Regions from separate parts of the Homo sapiens genome. Here region 1 is linked to region 2. A link is an interaction called in ENCODE POLR2A ChIA-PET data of the cell type or tissue named here. Cell type or tissue: GM12878. All regions are shown on one strand. Each heading gives the region's core, and the rest is flanking DNA. Links, peaks and the distances in the headings are about the cores only. Region 1 overlaps DENND1A (DENN domain containing 1A). Region 2 overlaps LOC107987037 (a long non-coding RNA gene).

Evidence for each region. Peaks named below come from ENCODE experiments on the same cell type or tissue, not always from the same donor. Only the 100,000 strongest peaks of a DNase experiment are listed, where the experiment ranks them.
Region 1: POLR2A ChIA-PET joins it to region 2 with 11 read pairs; 4 of 35 experiments call an interaction of 5 or more read pairs at or near these places.

What each region holds. Positions count from the first base shown.
Region 1 is chr9:123,628,557-123,644,772 of GRCh38, reverse strand. It overlaps DENND1A (DENN domain containing 1A), which reads left to right. Exons shown (of 24, transcript NM_001352964.2): 10 at 14,297-14,397. Among named protein-coding and RNA genes, the nearest start is that of MIR7150, 150 kb to the right of the region's middle. In GM12878, for the core only: no CTCF peak of the experiment used is centred there; DNase peaks (open chromatin) are centred at 3,732 and 6,542.
Region 2 is chr9:124,071,326-124,087,541 of GRCh38, reverse strand. LOC107987037 (a long non-coding RNA gene) reads right to left here. Exons shown (of 3, transcript XR_001746580.2): 3 at 3,180-3,358. Among named protein-coding and RNA genes, the nearest start is that of LHX2, 68 kb to the right of the region's middle. RefSeq lists enhancers at 8,558-8,852, 7,859-9,058 and a silencer at 8,558-8,852. In GM12878, for the core only: no CTCF peak of the experiment used is centred there; no DNase peak of the experiment used is centred there.

The sequences.
Region 1 (16,216 bases), core at 3,038-11,037, 440 kb after region 2:
GAGAGGTGGCCATGAATATAGGTCGTTATGATGCAGTGTCAGGGGAAGGAGGCTTTGGCTTCTGGAAAGGGAGAAACATCAAGGGATTACACACAAACTAATCGTAGCCCCTTCGAAGTGCATGCCTGGGAACCAGGTTATGTCTATTGGGTGCCATTACTTAACACCATTTTCCAGTCCCTTGTGCGGGAACTGTCACAGGAGCCAGAGGCATGTTGTTAGGAATAGCCACCCCACTAAAGGAATTTGAAAATTCTTGTAAAGAGCCAAAAAGATACCCTGAGCCAAATCTGGTGGATAAGGTAACTAGTGGAGCTAGGTGCTGTTGGTTTGGGTGAAAAATAAGACCTGATTGTATAGTACTTAGAGGTTTTTTTTTTTTTTTTTTTTTTTTGTAGCTTGTAAAGCTCCAAGACCACTAAAGAGCATTCACAGAATAAATGTGTAAGAATATCCTTAAGTAGATTCGTCCTCAGTACTTTATATGGGAGCCCCGCCGTTCTCCCCCACCCTTTTAAAGTTCTTTTAAGTTAACCTTTTGAGCCATCCATTTCCTATATGACAGGCACTATGCTAATCATGTATGTGATCATTTTTTTCATTCGTTCTTGCAGCAACCCTAGGAGCTTGTGGGTTTTCTTCTCCCTTTGCAGATGGGAATGTTAGCACCCCCGAAAGTTGATGTGCCTTGTCTAAGATGAGCAGCAGAGATGGAATTAAAACCAGGCCAGCATCCTTGCTGCCTCATACTTCCTTCTTGGTAACTCTTCATTGTCATGAATTCCCTGTGACACTTGTACTTAGAGAAATATTCTTAGCATGACCCTGTTGGCCATGGATCTAAAATAATATAAAGAACCTCTGCCTGGTCGTCGTCACCTTTGAACGCACACCTAAGCTTTTTACTTCAGATTCGGCAAGCCCTGTCTGTGCGCCTGACACTACTCTAGGCACCAGGAAACAGGAGGCAGATCTGTGAATTCCCATTGACACACCCAGTCTGTTAGCCACAGCTCCATTTCCTTAAACACTTCAGATTCCATTCCGTCTGCCCATGCCTTCTTAGACTTGGCTGTCTCCCAGCAGCTCCTGCACCCTATTCCTACCATGAGTGCGGCCTTGGTGGAGCCCTGGGGCGTATCTTCTGTAACTCACTGTGGTTTCAGGGTTCATATATTGCAGCTATGTATCTTTGTCCTATATAATAAAGAATAAAGAACCTTCCAGGGTTCATATGTTGCAGTTCCTTCGAGCAGTGTATCTTGGTCCTAATCACCCCCTTTATAATTTAGGGATACTGAAAGAAATTTGGACAACTAAGAATATCCAGTTAAATAATGACAAAGGCATATTTACTTTCCTGAGAAACATCTATTTGTTTTACCCAGCGGATGCTTTTCAGAAGGAAATATTGTATGGTGGCAAGACCACGACCTAATTAGCCTCTACACCCATAACCGAAAACCATTATTACTTTTCTGATGGTATCTCATTGAAGGAAGACAAAAAAAATAAACTGGCACCCTCTCTCTGTCAGTTTCTTCCTAACTGCGTCAACAAAAATTAGTCCCCAGGCATGTGGGAGCTGGGCAGGACCGGGTACCCTGTGGCCTGAGGAGTGGTGGGTGATACTTCCATCTCCCCACCAGCACACAGTCTGGTCCTTAGGAGATGTTTCAGTATTCGAGTGGAACATGGAGACTTTTCCAGCCTTGCCCCAGTCCTGTTCCACCACTCCCACCGACAGCATCCATTGTCTGAGTACCATCTGGTCTTGAGCCCTAAGAAAGGGCCAGTTTGTGGACTGGGCAGCTTTTCAGATTTGGCTTCGTTTTTGCTACTTTCCTGACGAACGCCACCTTGTCATGTTGACGCCAGCCTGTGTGATGAGCTGAGCACCTGAATGATGTGTGCAAAGCTTTCCTAGCTCTTCTGGACTAGAAAACACTAATCCTGTTTGCTTATCTGCCGCCCTTGAAGCAGAGATGAGAGTGGCAGTTGAAGGAGCTTTGAAATCCTGGAGCAGAGCCAAGGCCTCTTTGCCTGCACACTCCACTCTGCATGTTCCAGCCGTAGGAACAAACTGCATTATTTTGTTTCAAACTGTGCTCAAGGGAAGCCAAGACCTTGTAACTGGAAACTTACCAAACAGAGAATTCTAAGACTAAATTTAGTGTTCTATTTAAAAAATAAAATAAATCGAACATTGTGTTTATCTTTTATATGTTAAAAAGGAGAGAGAGTAACCTAGTTCACACTAACAACCTGAGAAGAGTATTCAAAGAAGTGAGAAGAAAACTAATCCTTTTGGTGAAGAGGGAAATCCTTAAGAAATTATAATGAAGTGGCATGGAATAGAGGCTTTGCAGCCAAACTTCCAAGCAGCACAGCCTCTCTAATCTCCGTTATATACAATTTTATTGTGGTCCAGAGAATATTTAAAACTGTTAAAAAATAAAGGAACTTCCATGGACAGAAAGTAGGAGAGAAGATTGGTGGGTTTTACTTATACGGGCATTCTCTGGCTTTAAAATGTATAGATAATTAATTGCTTGTTGAACTATATTCTTCATTTAATTATGTGTGAATTGGTTTTCTCTTATTCATGTTAAACTCTAATTGGAATGAAGAACCTTGAGATACCATAGAGACTCTGTAATACAGAGTATCAACAGGTTCATTTGTGACACTTTGATGTGACTTCAACCAGCCATGGTCTCTCTGCTAGCTCTTACCTTCCTCTCCTGCCTCTTCTCCCATTGCTTCAACAAACATCAAGCACTTTGGATGAGGCACAGGATTCAGATTGTCAGTGATTCCCCAGTTCTGATCCATGGATTAGCATTATGTTAGAACCACCCAGAAAACTTGTTAAAATGCAGGTTCTTGGGCACCATCTCCAGACATTCTGGTTCACAAAGTCTAGTATGGAACCATGGAATGTGTATTTTTTGAGGTTCCCCGGATGATTGATACACAGCCTGATTTGGAACCAGTGAATAGACAGTTCTCTAAGACAAAAACAATATTTATTCTTTGGTGGCTGTTATTTTGCATCGTTAGACTCATTTTCATGTTGAGACGACATAATAGAGACTGATCAAGTTCATTTAGAAGATGTTTATGCGTACCGACTGGCACTTAAAAAGCTCTTTGTTTCCATATTCTCTTTGGGAGAGCTTTGACTGGGGCCTTGGCTAGTCTAGAAAAGGACCATAGCTGAGTATAATCTGTTCAGGCTCTCAGTAATTTTACGGAATACCAGTGCAGTCCACCGGTGTAATTTGGGGTGCATGTGTGTAAACAGGTGATGTTTCTTTTTTTTTTTTTTTTTTTGCCATTTCATTAAATTCATCCGATTTCTGCCATGGCAGAAAATTTTATTATTTTAGTAATGCGGTCAAGTCATGAAATAAATTGTGTCTTCCTTAGATTGCAGGACTGATAGCTTCTCATATGACTCTTATGAATCAGAATTTTAAAGAATCAGAATTTTAAAGGATAATATTTAAGTCATTGACATCTTAATCTACTTAAAAAGCCCTGCACCCACTTTGGCAGACATGGCTGTCATAAAAGAAATTTTGAGCGCCTACTAGGTGCTTATGACACTGGGAGCAAGGACTCATAATTTCCTGTGTTGTTTCTGCAGACTGAAAGTGTGGTCACTTTGGTGAACCAAGGTAGTGTGATATGAGGTTAGACCATGAAATCATCGGTAAGTGCAGACACGGAGCACATTCACATTTGTTCTTTTCTGCTACCTTGATAGCTTCAGAGTCTACCAGCTAGATGTGTCAGACAGCCCTGCTGGAGGTATCTTTTCCCAAGAAAAAAGACAGCAGGAGTGGAGGAGAGAGTATCAGACTGCAAGTCAGGATGGCTTTGTTCCACTTCTGCCTCCGCCTTGTACTTAATCCACCATGTGCCACTTTCTAGCCATATGGCCTTGGGCAAGTTACTTGACCTCTTGGAGTCCCTCTGTCCTCTTCTGTGAAAATGGGGATAGTATTCACACCTACCTCAAGGTGGTTAAAAAGATCCGGTGACCATCCAGATATGAAAGCACAGAGCCCAGCACTGGGCGCACTATTCACTCTGTAAATGTTACCTGAGGCTGAATCTCATCCTTGCAGGCCATAAACCCCGATTTGACTCTCAGAAACAAGGAGAGCGATAAAGATCCTAGGAGACTTCTGAATATTAGGATCGTCGTAATAGCAGATAGGGAGTGAATCCAAGCAAAACAGAATAGTCACGGCAACTCCCAAGAGGTTTTGCGTACGGACCACTTCTCCCTAGTCATTTAGTCATTGAATAAATGGTCATTTCTCATTCAAGTCCTCACAGAGCTTGAGTGGCCTAAGAAGCTGCTGTGTTCTCTTGACCCACCCTTACCCCCTGACTGGCCTGTAGCTGGGAGGAGGACTAGCAGCTTCTCTGTCTTCAACCTTCAGGGCTCTGATGTCTCTGTCTCTGTGAAGCAGGCCTGATTCTTGCCCCAGGCAGAATTAATGATTCTTTCTTTATATGCTAACACACTTGAACCTCTATTATAGCATCTCTTTCATAATGCTTTTGTGTGGAAGTTGATTGTTTGCATTTTGATCTTTCTCTCTCTATTTTAAATTGCTTGAGGGCATGGTGTGTGCACATAGTGGATACTCAGTAATTGTGGGATTAATATAGATCAGAGCACAGAAGCAGTTTCATGGGGGCTAAGAGCACAGAATCCAGAGCTCAACTTCCCTAGGTTCATATCCTAGTTCTGCCAATAGCTGTGACCTTATACAGGTTCCTCAACACCCAGGAGCCTCAGTTTCCTCATCTATAAAATGGGGACAATAATGCTACCTACCTTATAGGGCTGTTGTGAAAATTAAGTGAGTTAAATATATGTGAAGCACTGTTCTCAGTGATTGGCAGATAGTAATGTGAATTCAGTGGTCATGGTGGTGGCTGTTTTTTGTTTTTGTTTTTTTTTTTTTTTTTTTTGAGATGGAGTTTCGTTCTTGTTGCCCAGGCTAGAGTGCAGTGGCGAGATCTTGGCTCACCACAACCTCTACCTCCCGGGTTCAAGTGATTCTTCTGCCTCAGCCTCCCGAGTAGCCGAGATTACAGGCATGTGGCACCATGCCTGGCTAATTTTGTATTTTTAGTAGAGACGGGGTTTTTCCATGTTGGTCAGGCTAGTCTTGAACTCCCAACCTCAGGTGATCTGCCCACCTCAGCCTCCCAAAGTGCTGGGGATTACAGGCGTGAGTGTGGCTGTTTTATAGCTTGAATCTTTCTTCTGAGGTTTTTTTTTTTTTTTTTTTGGTAGGGGGTTGGGGGGATACGGAGGCTCATTCTGTTGCCCAGGCTGGAGTATAGTGGGGTTATCTTTGCTCACTGCAACATCTGCCTCTCGGGTTCAACTGATACTCGTGCCTCAGCCTCCCAAGTAGCTGGGACTACAGGCGCCTGTCACCACACCCAGCTAATTTTTGTATTTTTTGGTAGAGAAAAGGTTTCACTCTGTTGGCCAGGCTGGTCTCGAACTCCTGACCTGAAGTGATCCGCCTGCCTTGGCCTCCGTAAGTGCTGGTATTACAGGCATGAGCTACCACCTGCGGCCTACAGTCACTTTCTAAGGTTAAATTTGCCAAAGAAAACTACAGGGAACAGTCCTTTTTCTTTTTCTTTTTCTTTTTTTTTCTTTCTTTCTTTTTTTTTTTTTTTTTTTTTTTTTTTACTACTCATGCAAATTTAGTAACTCACCACCTGAAGGTTCCTTAGTTTCTTCATGTGTGGGTACCTGACAGATAGGTACTCACGATTCCATGTTCAGTTATGCTTTCTTTTTAAAAGTATGATTCTTTATTAAAGCAATAGTATAGATCCATTAGCTAAACATAAATTATGATTTATATTGTCAAAGAAATAGAAATATCCACTTAGACTAGATTTGAGGTGGCAAATCGATTTCTTCTTGAGTGCCCACTTTGATCCATTGATCAAAGGTGCATGTGAGGCTGGGCATGGTAGCTCACACCTGTAATCTCAGCACTGTGGGAGGCTGAGGTGACCTCAAGTGTGAGGTCAGGAGATCGAGACCAGCCTGGCCAACATGGTGAAACTCCGTCTCTACTAAAAACACAAAAATTAGCTGGGCGTGGTGGCATTCACCCAGCTACTCGGGAGGCTGAGGCAGGAGAATCACTTGAACCCAGGAGGCAGAGGTTGCAGTGAGCCAAGATTGCACCACTGCAACGCCAGCCTGGGTGGCAGAACGAGATTCTGTATAACAACAACAACAAAAGTGCATGTGAGGAAGGATTGTGGGCCACATCCCGACTCTGTGATCAGTTAGTAATGTCTGTCACAGATATGGCTTGGAGGAGTGGTGGCACATTGGCTGTCCCTGTATTGAATACATTGTTATCAGTCCCCCATGTAACCCTGCCTTTTTCTTTTTCATCTTAAAGAGGAAAGAAAGCTCTTTCCTCACTCATGGTGCTGTGGGCTTATTTACAGTGTGGTTTACCACACCATGGTTTTCTGCTTCTGCTTTGGTAGCTAAAGCTTTTCTCTGGCAGTTTTAGTTGCTTTGATGTTTTAAAGTGTCAAATCTTGGCATGAAAGCTTGTTGCCCCGGTTAATAACTTACTCTAATTACTCTAGTAGATAGCTTTAAAAAAAAATGGAGAGAAGTGATTAAGCAGGCGGTTGATTGCCTGTGTAAGCTTCCTCCTGACTAGGTGATATTGCTGTTGGGGGAAGACGCTTTCCTTCACTCCTTGTTGGGTGGTTTTTTTGGTGTGTGTGTGTGTGTGTGTGCGCGTGTGTGTGTGTGTGTGCGTGTGTGTGTGTGTGTGTGTGTTTATTCCTTCCCTTTCCCAAAAGATAATGGAGAAGGAAAAAAGTAAGATGAGTTCCACCCAGCTGAAAATGAAACTACTGGAAGAACGATTGTTGCCATTACCCCCTGAAAAGCAGCCCTGCATTTCAGCTGCTAAGAAAAGCAAGACACTGTTTGCTCTTTCCTTCTACTCACATGTCCGGCATCTGTCTAGAGTAGCTGAAGGTTCTTTGATTTCTGAGATGTTCTAAGTTGCCTTTCTGCTAGAGTATCTTTGATAGTTTCTTGAAAGCCTATTCATCCCCCACTAAATACAGTAACTACAATTTGAACATAGCTGAACCCTTTATAATTAAAGGTTTTTCTCACAGCCATGGAAGGGTTGAAATAGGTTGACTTCACAGAGTCCCTGCAGATTTTGCTTAAAACGTTTTGATGATTTTAGAGAGGATTTGTCATTTAAGAATAAATTATAATCAAAACAAAAACCACAGCAGTGTTTGAATCATGGCACCATGATACTACGAAGATGGTTTATAATTAAATAAAAGAATCAAGTTCTCAAACTGAGAAAGGGAACAACTTCCCAAGACACACAGCATTTTCTACAGCTGCTCTAAATAAGATGATCCCTGGTCAAAATGAACAAACTTAAGAATGACCTCCCTTTAAAGTCAGTAATCTGGTATCCTTTCTGTATTTATCATTTTATTCATTTCTTTGCGTTTATGTTCAGAGGGGAAATCCAAATGCCTCTAACCCTGTGAAGCAGGTGTTGGTTTGATTATTTAACATTCTGAATTCTAGGATGGAAAGAATGACTGTGACCATCTGATTGTCTTCCTCTGCCAGCTTTTAGAGCTTGGAATCTTAATACTTTTTCAAAACTGTACAGCCTCTAGTTGTGATCTATTAGGCAATTGCAATTTGTTAAATGTCTGGGGCCGGGCGCGGTGGCTCACGCCTATAATCCAGGCACTTTTGGAGGCGGGCGGATCACATGAGGTCAGGAGTTCGAGACCAGCCTGACCAACATGGAGAAACCCCATCTCTATTAAAAATACAAAATTAGCTGGGCATGGTGGCGCATGCCTGTAATCCCAGCGACTCGGGAGGCTGAGGCAGGAGAGTTGAACCTGGCAGGCAGAGGTTGTGGTGAGCTGAGATTGCGCCATTGCACTCCAGCCTGGGCAACAAGAGTGAAACTCTGTCTCAAAAAAAAAAAAAAAAAAAAGTCTGGTAATCTTGCCTATTCTTCCTCATGGTGTGAATCTGGAGGCATTCTCCATTCCCCAAACATTTACTCAGCACCGACTCTGTGTCAAACATAGTAGGAGGTAAGAAGAGGAATATTTGGGAGGCCGAGGAGGGCGGATCACCTGAGCTCGGGAGTTCGAGACCAGCCTGGCCAATTTGGCGAAACCCTGTCTTTGCTAAAAATACAAACATTAATTGGGCGTGGTAGCAGGTGCCTGTAATCCCAGCTACTCAGGAGGCTGAGGCAGGAGAATCACTTGAACGTGGGAGGCAGAGGTTGCAGTGAGCCGAGGTCCCACCACTGCACTCCAGTCTGGGTGACAGAGCGAGACTCCATCTCAAAAAAAAAAAAAGAGGAATCAGATGTGGTCTTGGTCCTTGAACAGCTCAAATCCATAGCCGTCGTGTTCCTGGTCACCTGGGGTCATCTACATCTGAGTTCTTCAGAGTATCAGGGGCCAAGTAAGGAAGACAGCTGTGCCCTGGTCAGGTGATGGAGATGGGGTGACCTAAAAGTGGTGGTTCCTACATAGCTCATGAATTCCAGCTGGGCCCTGGAGCTGCAGAGCTGAGAAAGCAAGACCAGCTTAAAGACAGACCCTGATTTGCTTCGGCTTAGTACAGGTGAAGAAGGTAAACTGGGGTAGAGGAGGAGCCTTCTTCACTTCAAAGGATAGCAATTCCTCTAGAATTGTGAGTTGTCAAAGCTGGAAAGGAACACAGAAATCTTGTAGCCTAGTCTCTTATTTTACATACAGGACAAATTGAGACCTAGGAAAGGAAGTGGCTTGCCCAGGTCAAAAAGTTAGCAGAAGACTCGGAGCAAGTATGTGAAAGGGAACACGACAAAAAGCAAGACTTTCCAACACTTTCAAGCCAGCCTGTCAGATGTATGTACTCAAAAAGGAATGTAAACCTTTCTCTTTGACTAATAATAATTACTTCATTGTCTAGAATTTCCTGTGGGTTAAAGACACTACAACACCTTAGTTAAATGTAACTAATCCCCAGGAAATGATCAGATCTGTGTTTGTTTTAAAAATGATTATTTTCTGTCATTGGTATTTTGTCCGAGACATTTGGACATCTAGCAGCAAGGCAAATGCATATCTGTGTCATTTAACAATGTCAGCAGGTATTGTTACCTCATCTATTTCAGAGTCCTCCACACTGTGGAAGGCACAGGGTATACACTCGAATACTTTTTGAGTTTATTATGCATTGTGGAAACACAGTGGCCATTATATTCTGACAGACCTGGATGTGAGTCCCAGTTCTGTCACTTACTGTCGATGTGGCCTTGGGCAAGTTATTTCACCTCTGAAACTGTTTCCTAATCTGTGAAATGTGGTGATGAGTGTATATGTGTATCAACACACACGCACTCTTTCCTTTAAAACAATACTTTGCAAGGGTCTAAACCCCAACATGGTACCTACACATATTGTGGTTTTGTCTTTGGAGGGGGCATTCTTATTTTTATTTCACGTCAAGTTGCAGAGCTGCTATTAGGATTCAGCGGAGGCATTGGTATCTAAGATTGTGACAATCTGGGCTTTATCTCTGAGAAATGACTGAAAAAAAAAATGTGTCCTTGTGATTTTTCCCACTCCGTCATTGATCACTCTCCGTTCATGTCCTACTCCCACTGCCTTCTCCTCGTCTCCCTTTGCCTCAGAGAAAACTAATGGAGCCATAGAGAAAGCTCTGAGATATAAATGACCTTGTGCACCTTTAATTGAGGACAGAATTTGCTAAAGTGCATCCAAAAATCCACCAGTGGTTTACTGTACAGTCTGTGTCCTGGCTAGACTGGCTGTTGGCTGTATAATTTGTCTAGTTTTGTCTGGAGTCTTAGGCTATTCAGCTGCTTCAGGGCAAAATCTTTTGGGGTGTCATTAAATGAGATTGATAATTGGCTTCTGATGAATATTCATTGTGACTAATGACTTTGGGCAAATTTTACACATACTATCTTTCCATTCTCTCACTGAGTGAGATTTTGATAGAATCATTTCCTTCAACTTGCACTTCAATTATATATTTACAATATCCCTTTGTTGACTACACTCCAAATTACATACTTTCATTACTTTTAAAGTTTGTATTCTGTAAGGAATGAACATAGGCCTTTAGGACTTTTATTTTTAGAAACAGAGTTTAGAGTTATTTTAAAAATAAGTGGCAAGTGATACTTTATAGAACAGAGTGCATTATTTCTGATTGAGTATAGATATATAGTAAGTCTTGTAATCAACTGACTGTCCTTAAGTAATGATGCACATAGTTTATGTCATTTAGTATTTTGGAAAAGAGCCAAATAATTCCGTTTTGTTTGTTTGTTTTCTTAATCAAATGAGTAATGCATTTTACCCCGATTGCAGAAATTTGGCCCTTAGAAAACCCACTAATGAAATGAGCAAACACCTTAAAAGCTTGATTTTTTGTTTTTTTGTGAAGGATAAGTAATTTTAAAATCTTGGCATTGAGGTTGGTGGGTTTGCTTTTGAGGTTAAAAAGACATGAAAAGAACATTATCTGAAGATGAGATCTCTGCTACTTTATGTTTAAATAGGCTTTTGACCCAAACCAGTTTAACCTAAAAAGAGTCACATAATCAAGTTCTGTCTTAACCAGGTTCATTCTATTAAATGACTTTTTCAAAGAGAATCACAAATTAATTCATGTGATGATGTTACCTTCATTTGTATGGGACCTTGTAGATTTTGAAGTGCTTTTATTTATTTATTTATATGTTGTGGAGTTAGAGAGTAGGCATATGATTGAATGAATGGGCGAATGGATGAATGAATGACTTGGTTTTCCAAAAGTGCCATGCTTGTGTGTCTAAGCTTGCTGTTTTTGTTTTAGACATTTTTTCCTTTCTTTCTTTTTTGGGGGGACAGAGTCTTGCTCTGTTGCCTAGGCTGGAGTGTAGTGGTGTGATCTCAGCCCACTGCAACCTCTGCCTCCTGGGTTCAAGCAATTCTCCTGCCTCAGCCTCCCGAGTAGCTGGGACTACAGGCATGTGCCACCATGCCTGGCTATTTTTCTGTATTTTTAGTAGAGATGGGGTTTTGCCATGTTGGCCAGGCTGGTCTTGAACTCCTGATCTCAAGTGATCCGCCCACCTCAGCCTCCCAAAGAGCTGGGATCACAGGCGTGAGCCACCGCACCCAAACTGTTTTAGACTTTGAGTCATGTACCTTACTCTGTGAGACTCATGGGAATGTTGATACACTTCTGTTAAAAGCCAAGTTACTAAACTGTCTTTGTACTGTGAGTATATTCTAAGTAAAAATCATATTTTATTTATTCAGGACACATCCCATTAACTAGTGCACGTGTGTGTGTTGTGTGTTCTGGGCCACTGAGAACATGGAGGTGAGGACAGGATCTTCCTGTACTTTACAGTCAGGAAACAAACATGCAGCCAGTTATGGTCCAGTTAATAATGGGTGCCTATGGGCTGGGTGCAGTGGCTCACGCCTGTAATCCCAAGACTTTGGGAGGCCGAGGTGGGTGGGTCACTTGAGGTCAGGAGTTTGAGACCAGCCTGGCCAACATGGCGAAACCCCGTCTCTACAAAATATACAAAAATTAGCCGGGCATGGTGGCACACACCTGTAGTCACAGCTACTCAGAAGGCTGAGGCAGGAGAATTGCTTGAACCTGGGAGGCAGACGTTGTAGTGAGCCGAGATCGTGCCACTGCACTCCAGCCTGGGTGACAGAGTGAGACCCTGTCTCAATAATAATAATAATATTATTATTATTATAATAGGTGCCTATGCACAGGGAACCAGGGAAGACTTTGAAGAGGAAGTACTTACACAGAGACCTGAGGGAGGAGTTTGCTAGAGGCACAAATCCAGGCCAGTTTGGGGGACGGGTGGAAAGGGATGGGAGGAAAAGGAGTACATGACTCTATCTAAGTGATGTATTCCAAGGACAGACTTGGAGAAGATGGTACAGAGTGTGGCTACAGATGGCTGCTGTAAAGCTAGACCGTGGGCTGGTGGAGCCATCCGGGCCAGGCTTGTCCCCAAAGACTTCTGAGTAGGAAGTGATGGGCCGGAACCTGCACTTGAGGAGGAGCGCTCTGGCAGCTAGTTAAAGATGAGCAGAAAGAGCTGAGACCCAGGGCCAGTGGAACCCTCCAGCCTGACTTCAGGGTGGAATCAGGTCAGAGTTGGTTCATTCTCCACTCACTCAACACCAGCAAGGACTTTTCATCTCTAAGAAGCCCTGAAGGGATTAGTTTTATATATGTGTATTTTTGTATGTGAGATATATATATCTATATCACCCTCCTTTATATGGGTACCTATGGAAATAGAATGTGAAGGGATGGGTTAAACCTGCGAGCCTTGACGGGGTCACTGGGAACTGTTCTTGGGTGCCTGCTGAATCAGTTCCAGTTCATGGCATGGACCTGGCTCAAGAACAGGGTCTGGAGGAAAGAGTCAGGGCAGGTGGGGGTGGGGAGTAGCAGCCCTGGCTTTAACACACAGCTCTCACAACTGTGAAACATCAGCAGAATATCCAATTTAAAGCTGTTCATGTTACACTAACCTCTGGGATTCTTTTAACTGGGCCTTGGCACGTCACTCTTTCGCCACGTAAATGTTCTTCTGTCAGCAAAGGCCAGTTAACAGCTTCCAAAAGAAGCAAAGTCCTCATGGGAACAGGCTTCCCTGAAACCAAAGAAACATTAAAGAAAAAAAGACAGAAAGAAATATGTGTTGTTGGCTTTTGTCACTTCATACCTATATCTCCAAAAGTTGTTTTTTTTCCCTTTCTTTTCACTATATTGAATTTTGTAGCAATTGTATCCCTTTGTAGTATCTTTGTTTCCTAAATTTTTAATTGCATCAAATACTGATTGTATGATGTCTCTAGCTCTCAAGAAAAAAAAGGAATACAAAATAGGGGCAAGTCAAAAGACTGTGGAGAGGAAGGATTAGTCAGTAAACAGTGCCAGAGCAATTGATTACCTATGTGGAAAAAATAAATTCTCACCTCAGTCCTTAAACCTAAAGTAATTCCAGATGGACTGAAGAGTTAAATGCTAGGGGAAAATTTGGAGGACTTTCTTGGGATAAAAGCAGTAGAAACCATCATGGAAGAAAATATTTGTCTACGTAATTATTTAGACCTTCTCTTTGCCCAGAAATTCAAAGAAAATTAAGGATAAATTATTTTCAAAACATTACAAAGGCTGGGTATTCTTTGCATTTCATCAGTGATTGCTTATAAACCAGTAAAAATTACTAATACTCATTTTTAAAGTGGGCTAAGAATATGAATAGACCATTTGTCTATTATATAAATATAGTGAAGAAACATATGACAAAATGTTCAACCTTAGTCCTGATCAGAATAAAAATAAAAGTAAAATAGGTACAATTTTAAAGCTACTAACTTGACTACAAGGAGTAGTGCTGGTGAGGGGCAGGGAGGCCAGAATCGTGGTGTATGGCTGGGGGTCGGGGGTGTAAAGAGCCTCCATCCTTCATCTATTCATTATACTAACATACTTATGAGATATGTATTTATTAAGTGCCTTCAAATGTTTATAACCTTTGTCTCTGAATTCTACATTTAGGAACTATAGATACAAATTATTGACCTGTATGATGATATTACTTAATGGTAGTAGAGTAGCTAAATATATTAATAGCATGGGAAATTCATCGAGTATCATTAAAAGATATTTTTTCTAAGAATATTTAAAGAATATTCTGGATTTGTGCCTTTAAAGCATCATTAAGAGATATCTTTTTCTAAGAATATTTAAAGGAAAATGGCATCAAATAATGTTCACTTTTAAGAAACACAGAAGAATACTGTATAGTCATCCTAATTGTATTTAAAAGGGGAATATATGTGCTTGTGTGTGTAATAACCTACAATGTTAAATCTTCTGATGGTGTGGCATTTATTTTAATCCCTTTCACCATTTTAAAAATTTTCTATTTCGTATATTAGCTTTATCATCAGAAAAAAAGATTTTTTGAAAAGAAAGCTCTTACTAAATTTGAATTAGGGTGATTGAGTTAACTTAGAATGATTTCTCCAGGTTTTTCAGCTTATCATGTAAACATATTGAAGAATTATAGAATTGTATTGCTGAAATCAAATGGCGGTGTCTCCTCCCTTGGATTTGTTCATTGATCTCTGCTTTGCTCTGTTCCAGCTGACTGCCTGCATCCACGGGTCTGCGGCGATGCTCTACCCCATGTACTGGCAGCACGTGTACATCCCCGTGCTGCCGCCGCATCTGCTGGACTACTGCTGGTAAGGTGGCTGGCCCTGTCCTCTGCTTCTCCTTTGCCCTGATCTGACTGGGCGTGTTAGGTGTGTCACTTGTTAATGCAGTTGGTGACTCTACATTAAAAATATTAACTTCATCCAGCCTGGACAAAATAGTGAGAATCCATCTGTACAAAAAAAAAAAAAAAAAAAAAAGCCAGTCATGGTGGCACATATCTGTAGTCCCAGCTACTCAGGAGGCTGAGTTGGTAGGATCATTTGAGCCAGAGAGGTTGAGGCTATAGTGAGCTATAATTGTGCCACTGCACTCCATCCCGGGCAACAGAGTGAGACTCTGTCTCAATAATAATAATAATAGAAATACTAACTTCTAAGTGGCATGGATTTAAGACCACCTGATTGCACGGCCCTTTCATTTCCAGTTTTCTTATATGTCATGACACTCTGAAGAGTACAAGAGAATAGGTAGTAACTTTTCACATTTCTCAGTTTGGGGGAAGCAATGCACCAAAAGGTTGCGTGTTTGTTTGTTTGTTTTTTCCTAAGACAAATTGTAAACTGGGGACAAAAACAATTGAGATCTCCAAGGTCTTCAAGTTTCAGCCATGCCCTGGCACATTCCTTAAGACTTGTGCTCACTGTGGTTTGGGAGCACAAGCCAGGCAGCGCTAAACTGTCTGAAGTTCTTTGAGGAGAATTTCACTGTTCAGTGAAACAGACTTTAGTAGAAGGAAGAAACAAAGGTTTTGGCGACAGCCCTACCATCTTGGGCAAGTCACTTGGCTTTAAGACTTTGTTTACTCATCTGTAAAAGGAAGTTGTTCAATACATAATCATACAAAGATGAAACAAGATAACATATGAAAGGACCCCATGTAGAAAAGCTGGCTCATGGTAGCTCAGAAAATGTTTCCGCAGACACATCATCGTCCTCACTATCTGTCTTCAATAGATTACCAAAACAGACTGTCTTTGTGACCGATTTGGATCCCTTTTCCTCATGAATAATTTCTTTCTCTAGTGTAATGCAGTTAAAGACATTGTCTCCAAACAGTTCAAGTCAACAGAAGTCCGTAAGGGAGCATGGTACACAGACAGGGAAAGGCACTAACTGCGTGCCGGATATTGAGAGCTTCAGGAGAAGGGAAGCCATTTGAGGGTCATAGCCCTGTTGCTTAAGGACAGATGACACGGGACACTGACCACTGGTTCGGAGTGATTGAGTCCAGGTCAGTCATACTTTTGCTGGGATCTCCATTCCATTTTGCAATCATCTCACTGGAAAGGTCCACCCAAGTAGCCAGATTGTCCAAGGAGCTTGAAGGCATTCCACAGTCACTCCTAATTGGAACGTGCTGGGCTCACCCTCTTCCCAAGAGGCCATGGAGATAACAAGGACATAACTCAGGGACATCATGTGAAAATCAGTGGCCCTCTCTCATGCATAGCAGTAAGTGAATGGGCCTGATTCTCTCTTTATTATATGTCTTTCTTATCAAGGTGAGTTATCTTATTTGTGCCTTTCTCCCACCTCTTATGAGATTAAGGGGCAATATGTTTTCTACCATGTGGAGTATAGAATCCTGGCTAATTTTGAATTTCTTCTTGATTCATCAATGGCTGAACCCCACATTTTTTTCACTGTGTCTCTTCATACTTTGGTTTATTTTGGAAACTATTTTCAGTTAATGGTGACGTCCAGGTACTGCTGGTCTAGATTTTGGTGTTCATCCCTTCTTGAGTGGGTAGGAGATAAAGTAATGTTTGCAGATAGGAAAGGATAAGGATGTAAACCCCTTATAACAGATTCACCATGTGACATTAAATGTTTGCGTTTGCTCTG
Region 2 (16,216 bases), core at 5,507-13,506:
TAGTTTATTTGCTGTTCTTATGTAATATCAACCCCATGATCTGAAAGATGGGAATATAGCCAGTCTACCTTTCTTGTTTTCCTCCCAATGTTTGAAATTTAAAAGTTATTTTTATTTATTTATTTATTTATTTATTTATTTATTTATTCATTCATTCATTCATTTTTTGAGGCAGGATCTCACTCTGTTGCCCAGGGTGGAGTGCAGGTGGCATGATCTTGGTTCACCACAGCCTCGACCTCCCGGGCTCAAGCAGTCCTCCCACCTCAGCCTCCTGAGTAAAAAATTATTTTTAAACCTTCTATTTGTTACTTTCGAAATTTTAAGTGATATGTAAATGATTTACTTAAACCATTGTTTCTTGTTCACAACTCCTGAAACCTGGGAGGCAGAAGTTGCAGTGAGCTGAGGTCACACCATTGCATTCCAGCCTGGGCAACAAGAGCAAAACTCCATCTCAAAAAAAAAAAAAAAAAACTTGACTCCTCATTTTGAAAGTGAGGATTTTTGCACCCCTACCCTTTGGTCTTCCTGTCAACTGCATTTATTTTTGCATTGTGCAGGTCACTAGTACTTATGTTCTGATCATCAGCCACAACCAACACCTCTATGCTTTGTCCATAGTTTGACTCCAAAAGTTTATGCTATTATGACTGTTTAAATATTACCATTGCTGAGTCAAGTAATACCTTAGGATTCTATTCCTTCTCTTAAAATCAAATGTCAGGACCCCTGAGTGACTGAAAAGAAACTCTTCCTAGCATTGTGGTCAAATTGAACCTCTTTTCTTATGCTTTATCAAACACTCAAAACATTGCCACACTTTAGTTTGCTTTGTATTTGGACCATGTATTTGGACTTTCTTATACACTTTCGTTTTTCCTGGAGTTTCCAATTGCCTTTCTTTTCCTTCTTACGCTGTTTTATTTTGGAGACTGAGTCTCGCTTGCTCTGTCACCCAGGCTGGAGTGCAGTGGTGTGATCTCGGCTCACCACAACCTCTGCCTCCCAGGTTCAAGCAGTTCTGCCTTAGCCTCCCAAGTAGCTGGGATTACAGGTGTGCACCACCACACCTGGCTAATTTTGATATTTTTTAGTAGAGATGGGATTTCACCATGTTGCCTGGTCTCGAACACCTGACCTCAAGTGATCTGCCTACTTCAGCCTTCCAAAATGCTGGGATTACAGGTGTGAGCCACTGTGCCTGGCCATCTTTTCTTTCTTACACTTTATTGTGTCTTCAAATGTTTCAAATTTTCTGTGACTCTACTACTTAATCATGTCTCCCATTTCCTTGGACACTTCCCTTTCTGACCCATCCATTCTCTTACTCCCTCCTGGACAGGCTGTTTTCTAACCCTGCAATCTCACTGTCATCCTGGGACTTTCCCTCATTGTGGTCTTGGGTTGGACCCAGTATTTCTGAATCCTGTGTCTTCCTCTTTCTTGGTTTATTGCTTTATTTTGCTAGAATACAACTTCAGATAAGCCATTAAAAGGGGGTCATGAAAAGTAAATTTTCTATATCATTGCATGTTTGAAAATATTCTCTCCCTCACCTTTGACTGATGGTGACGGGTAAAGAATCTAAGTTGAAAATCATTTTCCTTAAGAATGTTACAAGTATTCATTCTCCATCTTTTAGAACACAGTGTTGCTGGGATAGCTAGAGCTAGTCTGACTCAATTCCTTCGTTGGTTGATTTCTTTTCTCTTTGAACATTTTTAGAATTTCCTCTTTACCCTGATATTTCATGAAGATGTGTCCAGGTGAAGATGTATTCTCATCCATTGTGCTGGGTACCTGGTGGGTCCTTTCTATGTAAAGACTGTCTTTCAGCTCTGGGGGATTCTCTTGCTGGTTCTTTGACTATTTCCTCCTCTCCATTTTCTGCTTACTCTTTCTAGGGCTCAAGATGGTCCATGTAGAGCTCATCTTTGACATTGTGACCGATATTCTGGAAGACATCTTCAACTTTGTTTCAGGCTTTCCAGCTTTTTTTCCCCACAATCATAGTTTTAATCCTTCAGAATTATCTCTTGTCTTCTGATCACTTTTCATGAAAACCTGTCTTTGTTTTATGGCCATAACATTTTCTAATATAATCTTCTGCTCTCTGAATTAGTTCTATTTCCTCCCAGGTCAATTTTTCTGCTGAGCTTGATCTTTCTCTTTCATGATGTGGATTCCCTTCATATACCTGCAGCTCCTTGAGTGTCTGTTCATATTTACAACAGAACTGGGCATCTGGTGTGGGTTTCTTCTGTTTTGTAAGCAGGGTTAGTTTTCTGCTAGGCCTCTCACCAACTGAAGATTTTGACTGTGTGGTCTGTGTCGGGTGGGATGAGCAGTGCAACTGACAGGCTTCATTTAAGGTAAGTATGCCAAAAGCCAGCTGTATATCAGGTCCCCCAAATGCCAGAAAGAGGAGACCTTCATTTTGAGTCATGAAAATGCATACCAGGAGTCTTAGCTTTCCCAGGCAACTTGCTCAGTCTCTTTAGAGAAGAGCTTTCTGCTTTTTAGCCCTGGGGTAAAAGCTGCAGGATGCTTTCAACACACGGTAATGGATGGGGCTAGAGAGACAGTCCTAACCCCATGTACAGACCTGCAGGTAATGCCCTGTCCTCAGCCCCTCCTTCTCTTCTGCATTCCACCAAAGCTGGCAGTTCTAGGGCAGAATCTCCCCATGGGCCTCTACTCCCACCTCCCCTGTGACCCTCCTGGAGTGAATTCTAGGCTGGGCCCATTCCATCAGCAGCCCACTCCCATCTGTTTTCTACCTTTCACACATTTGCTGAAATCTCTTGTTTCAAGAGAAAGATGGTGAAACCACCATCCCCCACATTTGTTCCTGGGGAATTATTCCTTTTTTAACTTCTCCACTTTTATTTTGGTGGTGCATCAGGAGCAATGGGAGACAAAGGCTGGGCCTGCTGGTCTATCTTGACCTGGGAGTGCTGAATGCCTGGATTCCAATAGCAGTGACTGGTGGGCACCTCATTTCACAGATTTTAAATAGTAATGAGTTTACATGAAAATAAAGTAGTTTTGTATAAGGTAACTTAAAATCATGCAATTTACACAAAGCAAAATGGTACTGCCTTTACAGAATTTAAATAGATTTAAAGTAGGTTCTAAATTCTAATGGCTGCTGGGAACTACATTTAAAAGATGGCTTTGAATTCCTTACCACGGCCACATCTCACAATGACCCAATGAGTCATTGCCGACTCTTTGCAGATGAGAAAACGGAAGATGAGAGAGATCGAATGACTTGTTCAAGGACACACAGTCGGGAAGTAGCATCTCCCAGGTAAGTTGCCAGGATTTAGCAGGGCTGAGGTCAGGGTGGAATCTGGAAGACAAACTTCAATTTAAAAGGGCCTGAACCTATAAACGAGAGAAAATATTTGTAAATCGTATATTTCATAAGAAATTTGTATCCAAAATATATAAAAATCTCTACAACTCAATAGTAAAAACACAAATAACTCAATGAAAAACTGGGCAAAGGGCCAGGTGCAGTGGCTCTCGCCTGTAATCCCAGCAGTTTGGGAGACCAATGCTGGCAGACTGCTTGAGCCCAGGAGTCAAAGACCAGCCTGGGAAACACAGAAAAACCCCACCTCTACAAAAAACATAAAAATTAGTCAGGCAGGGTGGCACGAACGTATAGTCCCAGCTACTCAGGAGGCTGAGGTGAGAGGATCACTTGAGCCTGGGAGGTCGAGGCTGCAGTGAGCCGAGATGGAGCCACTGCACTCCAGCCTGGACAACAGAGTGAGACCCTGTCTCAAAAAAGAAAAAAGAAAAAAACTGGACAAAGGATCCGGATAGACATTTCTTCAAAGAAGGTATACAATGGCCAGTATGTGAATTCTATCTCAATAAAACTGGTTTTTAAAAGAAAAGAAAGAGGAAAGCTAGTTGGGAATAAAAAGAGGTCATGAAACTAGAATATCTTGGTCGTGGTTCAGTGATGGGATGGATGGAGAGGGGAGAACCAGGGCCAGCTGAAGTAGGGGTGGGGACAAGAGAGTCCTTATCAGGAGTAGGGAGGTGGGTGCACAGGAGGAGACAGGACCAAGAGGACAAGTCAGTGAGTCATTTTAACAGTTACCCCTATCCTTTGGGTGGCCATACCTGACTTAGAGTGGCAGTAATCCTTGCTTTATGGTGGCTGCGCCCACCTTCCCCCACGCTGGGGCAGGATGTGGTCCTCTCCTGGGAAAGCTCCTCCCACCCTCACCCACCCCTACCTCCCAAGAACAGGCTCCACTTTTTTTTTGTTGTTGTTGAGATGGAGTCTTGCTCTGTCACGCAGGCTGGAGTGGCATGGTCTCAGATCACTGCAACCTCCATCTCCCAGGTTCAAGTGGTTCTCCTGCCTCAGCCTCCCGAATAGCTGGGATTACATTACAGATGTGAGCCACCATGCCTGGCTAATTTTTGTATTTTTAGTAGAGACGGGGTTTCACCATGCTGGCCAGGCTGGTCTCAAACTCCTGACCTCAAGTGATCTGCTTGCCTCAGCCTCCCAAAGTGATGGAATTATAGGCATGAGCCACTGCACCCAGCCAGGCTCCTCTTGGAATAACAGTTAACATTCATGGCAGGCACTGGGATAAACCCTTACCAAATTGTGTTTGCTTTTGAGACAGGATCTCGTCTGTCATCCAGCCTGGAGTGCAGTGGTGCAATCACAGCTCACTGCAGCCTTGACCTCCTGGGCTCAAGCAATCCTCTCACCTCAGCCTCCCAATTAGGACCAGAGGCATGCACCACCATGCTTGGCTAATTTTTTATTTTTGTGTTTTGTAGAGACGGGGTTTCTTTATGTTGCCCAGACTGGTCTCAGACTCCTGGCCTCAAGGGCTCCTCCCACCCCAGCCTCCCAAAGTTCTGGGATTACAGGTGTGAGCCACTGCGCTAGGCCAATATATATTTTTTATTATAGAACACTTTAAACACCCACAAAAGTAGACAGGATGGTCTAATGACCGCACCATGTACCTATGCCAGCTTCAACTGCTATCAATGTTTTCCTAGTCTTGTTTCATGTATGCAATCCATACCACCACATGCTCAACTCTGTGCTTACCTACGTGATCTTGTGGAATCCTTAGAACAAGCCCATGAAGTAAGTGCTCCACTTAACCCCATTTTTCAGACGAGGACACTGAGGCTCAAAGAGATAATGGTCACTTTCCTAAAGAGGCAGCAATGCTGGAATTCAAACCCAGGACCCTTTGATTCCGGATCCTGAGTGTTGTTGTTGTTTGAGATAGCCTTGCTGTGTCGCCCAGACAGGAGTGCAGTGGTACAGTCTCAGCTCACCACAACCTCCACCTCCCAGGTTCAAGCGATTCTCATGCCTCAGCCTCCCGAGTAGCTGGGATTACATATGCACACCACCACGCCTGGTTAATTTTCGTTTTTTTTTTTTTTTTTTTTTAGTAGAGACAAGATTTCACCATATTGGCCAGGCTGGTCTCGAATTCCTGACCTCAAGTGATCTGCCTGCCTCAACCTCCCAAAGTGCTGGGATTACAGGTGTGAGCCACCATGCCTGGCCCAGATTCTGTGTTTTTATACCATCCTCAGCTGCTTGCCAAAGAAGGATAAAGAAGGATGCTCCCATGTTCCCACCAGCAAACCCCAATCCCAACACTATGCCTCTTGCCATCCTCCTTCGCCAGTAAGTGGGCTGGTTGACTCATCTTGGAATGAGTGTTGAACCAGGGAGGCTAAGAGCTGCCTGTGCCAGGATGGAGAGCCTGAAGCAGGTGTTCTGCTACAGCTGACTGTGACCTTAGGCAGGTCGATGTCTCTCTCTTCAGATTTCTCCTCTGTCAAGTGGGAATAAGACTAACTCATCGAATCATTGTTGGGTTCCAAGAATACAAAAAATGAAAAATGCCTGGCCCATGGTAGGTGCTCTGTAAATGGTAGCCATTACTTCTTTTTTTAACAACAGGAAAGTCATATTGGCTTTTTGGATGAATCTGCAGGCAAATCTAAGTGCAGCAGTTAGGGTGGGGTAGGGGGTAGGCAGAGTAGGGAGAGCCAAACCCATCTGGGAGGAGCTTGTTTGGTTGGGGTGGAGCTCTTTAGAAGTCCAGAGACCTTGTCCTTTTTTTTTTTTTAGACGGAGTATCGCTCTGTCACCCAGGCTGGAGTGCAGTGGTGCAATCTCAGCTCACTGCAACCTCTGCCTCCTGGGTTCAAGTGAATCTCCTGCCTCAGCCTTCCAAGTAGCTGGTATTACAGGCCTATGCCACCACACCAGGCTAATTTTTGCACTTTTAGTAGAGACGGGGTTTCACCATGTTGCCCAGGCTGGTCTCAAACTCCTGACCTTGGCCTCCCAAAGTGCTGGCATTACAGGCGTGAGCCACCGCACCTGGCCTCATATCTTATCCATTCTTTAGTGTCTCAGTGACTGTAAACCCCCAGCACTGGGAATTCAGGATGTCCCTGGTCCAGACTCCATTACAGCGCTGGCTCTGCAGTAATAATGACTATGAATAATGACTGCCATAATCTAGGCCTTCACTACGTGCCTGACCCTGGGGCTTACTCTGACTAATAGAATGCACTGGAAGTGACATTTTGTGATTCCCATGCTAAATCTTAAGAGATCTGCAGCTTCCACCTTCACTTCTTGAAATGCCCCTCCTTGGAATCCCGCCACCATGCTGTGAGGAAGCTCAGGCAGCCATGTGGAGAGGTCCATGTGGAAGAAAACAGAGGTCCCTGGCCTATAGCTCAGGTAAAGATTCCAGGTGCATCAACTGTCAGCTCTGTAAGGGAGGCGATTTTGGATAGCCCACGCCTCCCAGGACCTCAGCTTACACTACTTGGAGCAGGATTATTACCTGGCCAACCCATAGTATAATGAGAAATAGAAAATAGCTGTTTTTTTAAAGCATAAATTTGGGGGCTGGTTGTTATGCAGCAATAGGTATCCAAAACATCCCATTTTAATGATGTGGAAACAGAGGCTCAGAGTGATAAATAACACGCCCAGCGTCATAGCTAGGATTTATGGAATCTGGATTCAATTCAAAGTCTGCCTAACTTCTTTTCCTTTTCCTTTGTTTTTGCTACTGGCAGGATCAACCAGGTAAGGCCTACCTAACTTCAAGACCTGGGGTTGGCTGGGCAAGGTGGCTCATGCCTGTAATCCCAGCACTTCGAGAGGCCAAGGTGGGAGAATTGCTTGAGCCTAGGAGTTTGAGACCAGCCTGGGCAATATAGTGAGACCCCTGTCTCTACCCCACCAAAAAAAAAAATCTGAAAATTAGCCGAACTTGGTGGTGCACACGTGTAGTCCCAGTTACTTGGGAGGCTGAGGTGGGAGGATTGCTTGAGCCCGGAGGCAGAGGTTGCAGTGAGCCAAGATTGTGGCACTGCACTCCATCCTGGGAGACAGAGCAAGACCCTGTCTCAATAAAAATTAAAAAATAAAATTTTTAAAAACCTACTGTCTTCTGAGAGCAAGATATTGCCTCTACTGTTTAGTCTTTGGAACAGCCTAGGGCTGGATGACACAACACCCATTTCAGAGAAGAAACAGACCCAGGGAGAAAGAAGAAAGATCCGATTCTATGCATGGGGTCCCGAAGCTTGTCCTCCACCCCAATAGCTGCACCCCTACCTGAATGCATATGTGACATGCAGCTGTCTGTCTATGTCTCTCTAGGTGTCTGTGTATCTGTGAGCATGTGGTGTATGTGTGCGCTGTCATGGTGGTGTGTATTGATATGTACCTGTGGTGCGATTGTGTGCGGGGGAGGGGGGAGCCTGTATAGCATGTGGCACGTGTTCATCTGTGTTTTCGTGCGTGTGCGAGAGGGTGTGGTATATATGGAGGCCCGTCTGTGTGAGTGGTGTGGGTGTGTGAGCATGTGTGCGTGGAATGTGTGTGAGATGGGTGGCGTATGGCGCAGTGTGTGTTCCAGAAGAGGAGACCCAGTGCCTGGTCTTGGTCCTGTTTTCCCTCCTCAAGCATCCCAGCATCTTGCTGACACTGATCTGGGTCTGGGAACATCTTTCCTGAATAAACATGATGTCATTTCCATTCCATTCAGCCTGCGCCGGGACAGCTGCTGTCAGCATCACTGAGGGAAATGCCACCTCGGCCCTGACAGCTGCCACTTGGCACACTTTGTAGAGAGCTTCTCCGGGAAGGAAAAAACCAGCCAGTCATGCAGATGCTATTTAAAGTATGTTGCATCTTGATGAGAAATGTAGAGGAAGCTAGAGTGTGCTGGGGGTGGGGAGAGTAGCTCAGGACCCTGGGCTGGGTGTAGGGAAGGCTCGGGTGACCAAGATACAGGCTCCATGTATCTCAAGCTAAATCTCTTCCTACCTTCCATTTTACAGATGAGGAAACTGAGGCCAAGACAGGGGCAGGGGCTGGCCCAAGATCACAGAGCAAGTCAGAATTGCAGAATATGAGAGCAGGACATCATGATCAAAATCTTCAAATCTAACACCCATATTGTACCAATGGAGAAACTTCGGCCCAGAAAGGAGAAGCAATTTGCCCACGTCCATGCAGAAAATCAGTGGCAGAGCTGGGATCTGAGCCCAGGTTTGAGGCATGGGTATTTGATCTTTGGCTTGAACACACTGACAACCTCTGTCTTGCATACAGTAGGAGCGAAACAAATATTTGTTAAATGACTCACATTGTTTTGGATAACTTAGAAGTGCACTGAATTGTTCCATCCTTTTCCCTTCCTTTCAGATCCAGGAGCACCATGTGCCTGCCCTATACAGCTGCTCTGGGGGCTTCCCCCATGCTGGAATTGGTTTCTACTCCACCAGGAAGTATGTAAGTTGCTTCTGGTCAGAGAAGGGGACTTCTCACTCTTTCAAGTTGGCGCCTTGAGAGTTCAGCAAACCTAGGCCCAAGTTTGACCCCTGCTCTCTAGCTGATCTCTCTACCCTGTCCAAACTCCAAACAGTGTCATTTAAGGCTGTTCATCATTCTGCCTCTTTATACCTTTTCTTGCTCGTCCCCCATCTTGTTCCATTAACCGCTGATCCTGTAATGTCTCATTCTCCCTGAGTAAGCTATATTCTTTCATACCTCCATATACTTTTGCATGTGCTTTTGCCTAGAAGGACATTTCTCTGCCTGTCAAACTCCTATTCATCCTTCAAGACCCCACTCTGATATCAGTCCCTCTCAGAAACAGAGTCACTAATCTGGGGCTCACAGGCTCTCTTGGACATCCCTTGATCTAGTAAGTTAAAATTAATGATATGATTCTCTTTACAAGTTCAAGAGCTCACTAGTGGCAGGAACAGAGGCTGAGCAATGTCTGTTTTCCCAGCATCCAACTCAGAACCTGAAACAGAACAGGTTCTGAAGGAATGTTTAGTGAATGAATGCCCTGCACGGTGACTCACTAATGGGCCCTGGCCCAGAAGGCCAGGCTGTCCCCAGAGAAGCAAAAGGAAAGAATGACACCAGCATGGCATTGAGTTCCAGGCCTAATTAGAAGCCAACCTCTAGTAATTCATAAAATTCAGCCAAGTTTGTCTTCAAGATCTTACCTCCATCCTTTCTGGGCCACCTCACCTTCCCACTATCACACCCAGTCCTGCTGCCTCTCTGATGCATAAATCACCCACCAGGCTCTCTCTCTCTCTCGGGGGCCCAAGGCTTCAAAATAACTTATTTCTCCCTTAACCTCCAGAGAAATTCTTTTACTCTAATTGAGACCAATTGTCTTGGATGTTGGAAAAGCAACCTGATTAAACATGTTCATAATGACACATGAAGGACTTGTATGCCATCCAACTTTCTTAGAGATGTTGGCAAAAAAGGAAGGAGGAGGGAAGGAAGGAGTTGGGAAATATTGTTAACAATGAGATTTAACAATAAAGCAGAATTGGAAGTAAACTCAGACAAGAAGCACTTTCCTAATGTTTACAAAAGCTTTGAGGCTGGGTGCGGTGGCTCACGCCTGTAACCCCAGTGCTTTGGGAGGCTGAGGTGGGCAGATCACTTGAGGTCATGGGTTCGAGACCAGCCTGGCCAACATGGTGAAACCCTGTCTGTACTAAAAATACAAAAATTCATCGGGTGTGGTGGTGAGCACTGTAATCCCAGCTGCTTGGGAGGCTGAGGGAGGAGAATCACTTGAACCCAGCAGGCAGAGGTTGCAGTGAGCTGTGATCACCCCATTGCACTCCAGCCGGGGCAACAGAGGGAGACTCTGTCTCAAAAAAAAAAAAAAAAAAAAGCTTTGAATGGCCCAAAATATGCATAATGGATTCCCTGTGGTTCCGTTACTCTCTGTCATTCTGTCTGACTTCTTTAGCATATTCCTGCTATTTGATAATCACTCTGATAGAAACCAGCTTTGTGGATATGTAAAATTCAGATGCTTATGTTTAACTTATTAAAAACATACATCGTATTTATTTTACTTTTGATGTATTGAAAGCATAGCATAGGCAAGGCTGGGCACGTTGGCTCACACCTGTAATCCTAGCACTTTGGGAGGCTGAGATGGGTGGATCACCTGAGGTCAGGAGTTCGAGACCAGCCTGGCCAACATGGTGAAACCTTGTCTTTACTAAAAATACAAAAATTAGCCAGGCATGATGGTGCATGCCTGTAATTCCAGCTGCTCGGGAAGCTGAAGCAGGAGAATCACTTGAACTGGGGAGGTGGAGCTTGCAGTGAGCCAAGTTCATGCCATTGCACTCCAGCCTGGTGACAGGGCAGGACTCCATCTCAAAAAAAAAAAAGAAAAAGAAAAAAAAGAAGAAAAAGAAAAAAATTATTTGCTTTTTTCGAAGTCTGACATGTACACTGCTGGTGCACAAACAATGGTAGTTACACAGATCCAGGCAGTGGCACCAAACTGCACTAACAATCATTGCATCCTTCACCACCACACACTTTTAACACTGTGGTTTTTAAAAAATGCCCTGATGAATCGATAAATATTATGACTATTATTAAACCCTAGACACTTCTTTTTACTACACTGTGTGAAAAAATGGGAAGTAGCATATAAAGCCCTTCTGTTGCAAATTTCAATACAATGGTTGTCTCAATAAAAAGCACTTGTATGATTATGTGAATTACAGCTGAACCACCCACTTCTTTCCTACAACAACACTTGTACTTGAAAGCATGATTAAGAGATAAATTTGGGTTAATCAGACTTGGGTGTTTGGCAGACATTTTCTCAAAAGTCAAAGAAGTGAGCCTGTCACTTTAAGGAAATCAACTATTAGTATTCATTGCCAACAATAAAATTTGAAGTTTCAAGAGAAAACTGAGTTTAATAGCTTCTTTATACTTAAAGACTGATGAGATATTGTCAAGTGTGATTTTTTAAATATTGTCTATTGGGATGTGTCAATATTTGGAAAATCTGCATAATTCAGTAAACCAGTATTTTCCAAATGACAATTCATGGTGTTACAAAATCATGCATAAGTAAAAGATTCATTCAGAATGCAAGGTGGATTTCATGGAACATCATGAAAAGTTTATTGATAGGATTCAAAGTCTACATTGCAACTAACGTTGAAAAGGCTACTACTTGTCAAGTTTTGGTGTACTATCAAAGCATAATATCCATAATTTGTCTTAAAAAGCTAGGAAAATACTCCTCCCTTTTCCAACTACATGTTTGCATGAGACCAGATTTTTTTCCATATACTTCAATCCAAACAACACATCACGACAGACTGAACACCACAGCAAATACAAGAATCGAGTTTTCTTCTATTAAGCAAAACATTAGAGAGATTTGCAAAAATGTAAAACAATGCCACGCTTCTCACTAAACTATTGTTTTGGAAAATGTTGTTTTTCATAAGAATTGGGCTTTTTATGTTAGCAGGTAATGGATTGTTCTTTTTCAATGAATAAATACTTTTTTTTCTTTTTTTTGAGACAGAGTCTTGCTCTGTCACCCAGGCTGGAGTGCGGTGGTGAAATCTTGGCTCACTGCAACTCCACTTCCCCGGTTCAAGCAATTCTACTGCCTCAGCCTCCTGAGTAGCTGGGACTACAGGCGCCACCACACCTGGCTAATTTTTGTATTTTTAGTAGAGATGGGGTTTCACCATGTTGGCCAGTCTGGTCTCGAACTGCTGACCTCTAGTGATCCACCCACCTCGGCCTCCTAAATTGTTGAGATTACAGGGGTGAGTCACCACACCCAGTCAATAAATACATATTTTAAAGTTTTTAGTTTTAATTGTTAATATGGTAAATATCAATAAATATATACAACATGAATAAAAACTCTTTGACCTATAATAAATTTTATAAGTATAAAGGGGTTCAGAGACCAAATGTTTGAGATCCACTGAATAGGGTAATTATCTCCATTTTATAAACCGAGAAGCTGAGGTTCAGGGAGGCAAAGTGACTTCTCATCAGCCACCCAACCAGTGGATGGCAAACCCTGATTCCAAAGCCCATGTTCTTCCCCACTGCTCTCTGCTTTTTGGTTTGACTTTCAAGAATCATTGCAACAATTGCAGGAATCCTGCTTTGCAGCTTTCAAAAGGCTTTCACTTCCATTATCTGCTCTGATTATCACAACAGCCTGGAGAGGTTGAAATTATTTACATTCTTTCTGAATAGACAGGGATACTGAGGCTCAGAGAGGTGTAATGTCTTTACCCAAGGCCCCACTGGGAGGAGCAAAACTGGGATTCGAGCCAGGCTGATCTGACTATAGAATTTGCCTTCTCCAGGACATTCTGTGGTGACCCAATGGATGTACCATCTGCACAGGTCTTCATGCAATCACTTGTTGAAAACACTTTGCTTCAAGTCACCCTGTGTTATTTATTTGAAACGTGTTTAGTAATTGGAGTCAGGTTGTGCTTAATAATTGGAGTCAGGTCGGTTTAGAAATCTTATATACAGGGAAATTCTAGTGCGTTTAGAGAGTGTGGAGAGATTACAAATGTCAGGTTAAAACATCATAACTGCCAGGCACGGTGGCTCACGCCTGTAATCCCAGCACTTTGGGAGTCTGAGGTGGGCAGATCACCTGAGGTCAGGAGTTCGAGACCAGCCTCAACATGGAGAAACCCTGTCTGTACTAAAAATACAAAAAATTAGCCGGGTGTGGTGGTGCATGCCTGTAATCCCAGCTACTCGGGAGGCTGAGGCAAGAGAATTGCTTGAACCTGGGAGCCTGAGGTTGCGGTGAGCCGAGATCGTGCCATTGCACTCCAGCCTGGGCGACAAGAGCGAAACTCCATCTCAAAAAAAAAAAAAAAAAAAAAAACCATCATAACTACTTTTTCTCCTAGAACCATGGGTTGATTCTTAACCACTCAAACAAATAAACTTTCCTACATTGAGTGATTCATGTGCTAAAAAACATAACGTTCATGTCATTTGTCTTAGTTTGGACTCCTCAAGAGAGTGATTTGGGTTCAAATGATTTATTTGGGAGATGGTGCCAGGAAGCATGGTGAGAAAGAGAAGTGAGACCGGGAAAGGAACAAAGTTGACAAAGGATATGGTGATTCAGGGTGACCACTGTGGATAACTAGGGCTTAAGACCACTGAGGATCTGCAAGAGACTGCATAGAACATGCCTCGAAAGTGTCCAGCTGACGAGCAAGGCAGCTGGGGTATTTATTCACCAGTTCCTGTTCTTTTTGAGACAGGGTCTCACTTTGTTGCCCAGCAAGTGCAGCGGCACGATCACTGCTCACTGCAGCCTCAACCTCCTGGGCTCAAGCAATCCTCCCACCTCAGCCTCCCAAGTAGCTGGGACTACAGGCACAGGTCACCACACCCAGAATATTTATTTATTTATTTATTTACTTACTTATTTATTGTAGAGATGAGGGTCTCTCTATGTTGCCCAGGCTGGTCTTGAATTTCTGGCCTCAAGTGATCCTACTGCCTTGGCCTCCCAAAGTGCTGGAATTACAAGCATGAGCCACTGCCTCTGGCCTCATCCTTCATTTTTGAGGACTGTTCAGGGGAAATAACCCTCCAGCACTCCCAACTCCTCAAAGGTGGGCCAGCATCCCCAGAGAGCTCCCACAGGTGGGGAGATACAGGAAGCGCTGCTTGCAGGGAAATGTCTACAGGTGATCTCGGGGTTAGCCTAAAGAGAGAAGCAGGGTGCCCACCGCATGTGCTGAAGCCCCATGGCCACACTTTTCACATTCAACAAATCCTTGTAGGAGTCCCTCTGTGCCAGGCCCTGTCTTGGGCACTGAAGCTGCAGAGACAAGAGACCAACACAAGCCTGGCCCTCGTGACATTACACTTGGGCTGACCCCTCTTTCTGCACCCCATTGAGAAAGAAGAACGGATCATGATGTTCTCACAATGGCAACCCATGTTGGTTGAGTGAAGTGACATGAAGCATTTGGAAGCTGAAAGACTCATTTTTTTTTTAGATGAGACTAACATGGACCTATGCCTGGCATTTTATTTAACAGATATGTGTATAAGGTTAAAGGTTCAATTAAAAAAAAAAGATGAAGAAGAGAAGAGGGGCTCCCGGAAAAGGGCAGAAGGAACACAGTAGATGCATAGAAGGCATGCATCATGATAGGAAGTGCAGCTTTTTTTTTTCTTCTTTGCAGACATTGCAAGATTTTGCAAATTGTAAGGAAAGCTGGTGACAACGGTGTTGATAAAAGCAATAGCTACCAGGCGCTTTGAACACATGATGTCATTTGATTCACATGACAACCCTGATGGTTGGGAACTGTTAACTCCATTTTACAGACAGGGAAACTGGGACTCAGAGAGGTGCAGTGACTTGATCAAAGACATGGCTGGCTTAAAGTTCAAGTCTTTCTAAATCCGAAGTCTTGAATCTTTTCACCAAGTCAAATAGTGAAGAAGAGTGAAAAAAGGAAGAGGAGATGGCTAGGAGCAGGAGACAGAGGAAGATGAAGGGAATGAGAGGAATAAGGGCAGAAAGGGAGAAGCTGTAGGGAGGGAGCCACCTATTACCTAACGAGTGTCTTCACCCCATCTAGGAAAAAGCACCCCTCTGGACCCTGGAAGCCCCCTAAGCTCGGCCACAGTTGAATCGTGGATGTAAAGGAAAGGACACTCCTCCCTGGTGATGGCTGAAGCTCTTAGCAGGGTGAGCAGCTTGGCAAGACGAGTGACAGCTGGCTTTCAGGTGTTCTTTCCCTCCTCACTTGGCAACATTGAGAAGGGATGTGAATCAGAAGAGAAAAAAAAAGCACGGTTTGAAGGTTCAACAGGAAGCAGGAGAGTTCCTCATAGGGTCTGTTTTTGGAGCTCCCACAAGCAGAATCATGAAGTCTCTCAGTGTCTGGAAGTGACAGGAGAGCATTTTTGGCGCAAGAATTTGGCAGAGAGGAACCAGACAGCCTCTTACCATTCACACTTCTATCTTCCATCCTTCTTATTCATCTACCCTTCCATCCACCCACTCATTCATGCTTCCCTCTCCTACCACCCATCCAGGCATGTATCCAGTCCATTCATTTATTCAATTACTCAAAATAGTCTTGGAACCCAGTCTGTGCAAGACACTGTTGGATTCTGGAGACCCAGAGGTGACTCAGTTAAGATCCCTGTCCTCTAAGAGCTGACAGTCTGGTGGGGGAGAGAGACATAGTCAAGAATGACTCCAAGAGAAAATGCAAATCATGAGGACCTTCAAAGAGATGCAAACCATAGACAGTAGAAGCAAAGGAGAGGAGTAAGGCGGAGGAGAAAGAAGAGGAGGAGGAGAAAGGGAGGAAGAAAAAGAACAAGGAGAAGGGAGGAAGAAGGAGAAGGAGGGGGAGGAAAGGGAGGAAGAGGAGGAAGAGGGGAGGAAGAAGGAGAAAGAGAGGAAGAAGGAGAATGATCACACATATATATCACACTCTTAGAGGAATCATATGAGGGCAGGAAGATATGGGAGAACTATATGAAGGAGGTAACGTCTGGACTGGGCTTTGAAGAATAAGTAGGATTTATTAGGGAAATTCAAATCAAAACTACAATGGGGCCTGGGTGCGGTGGCTCATGCTTGTAATCCCAACACTTTGGGAGGCCGAGGTGGGCGGATCACTTGAGGTCAGGAGTTCAAGACCAGCCTGTTAAACATAGTGAAACCCTGTCTCTACTAAAAATACAAAAATTAGCCGGGCATGGTGGTAGGCACCAGTAATCCCCGCTACTCAGGAGGCTGAGACAGGAGAATCACTTGAACCC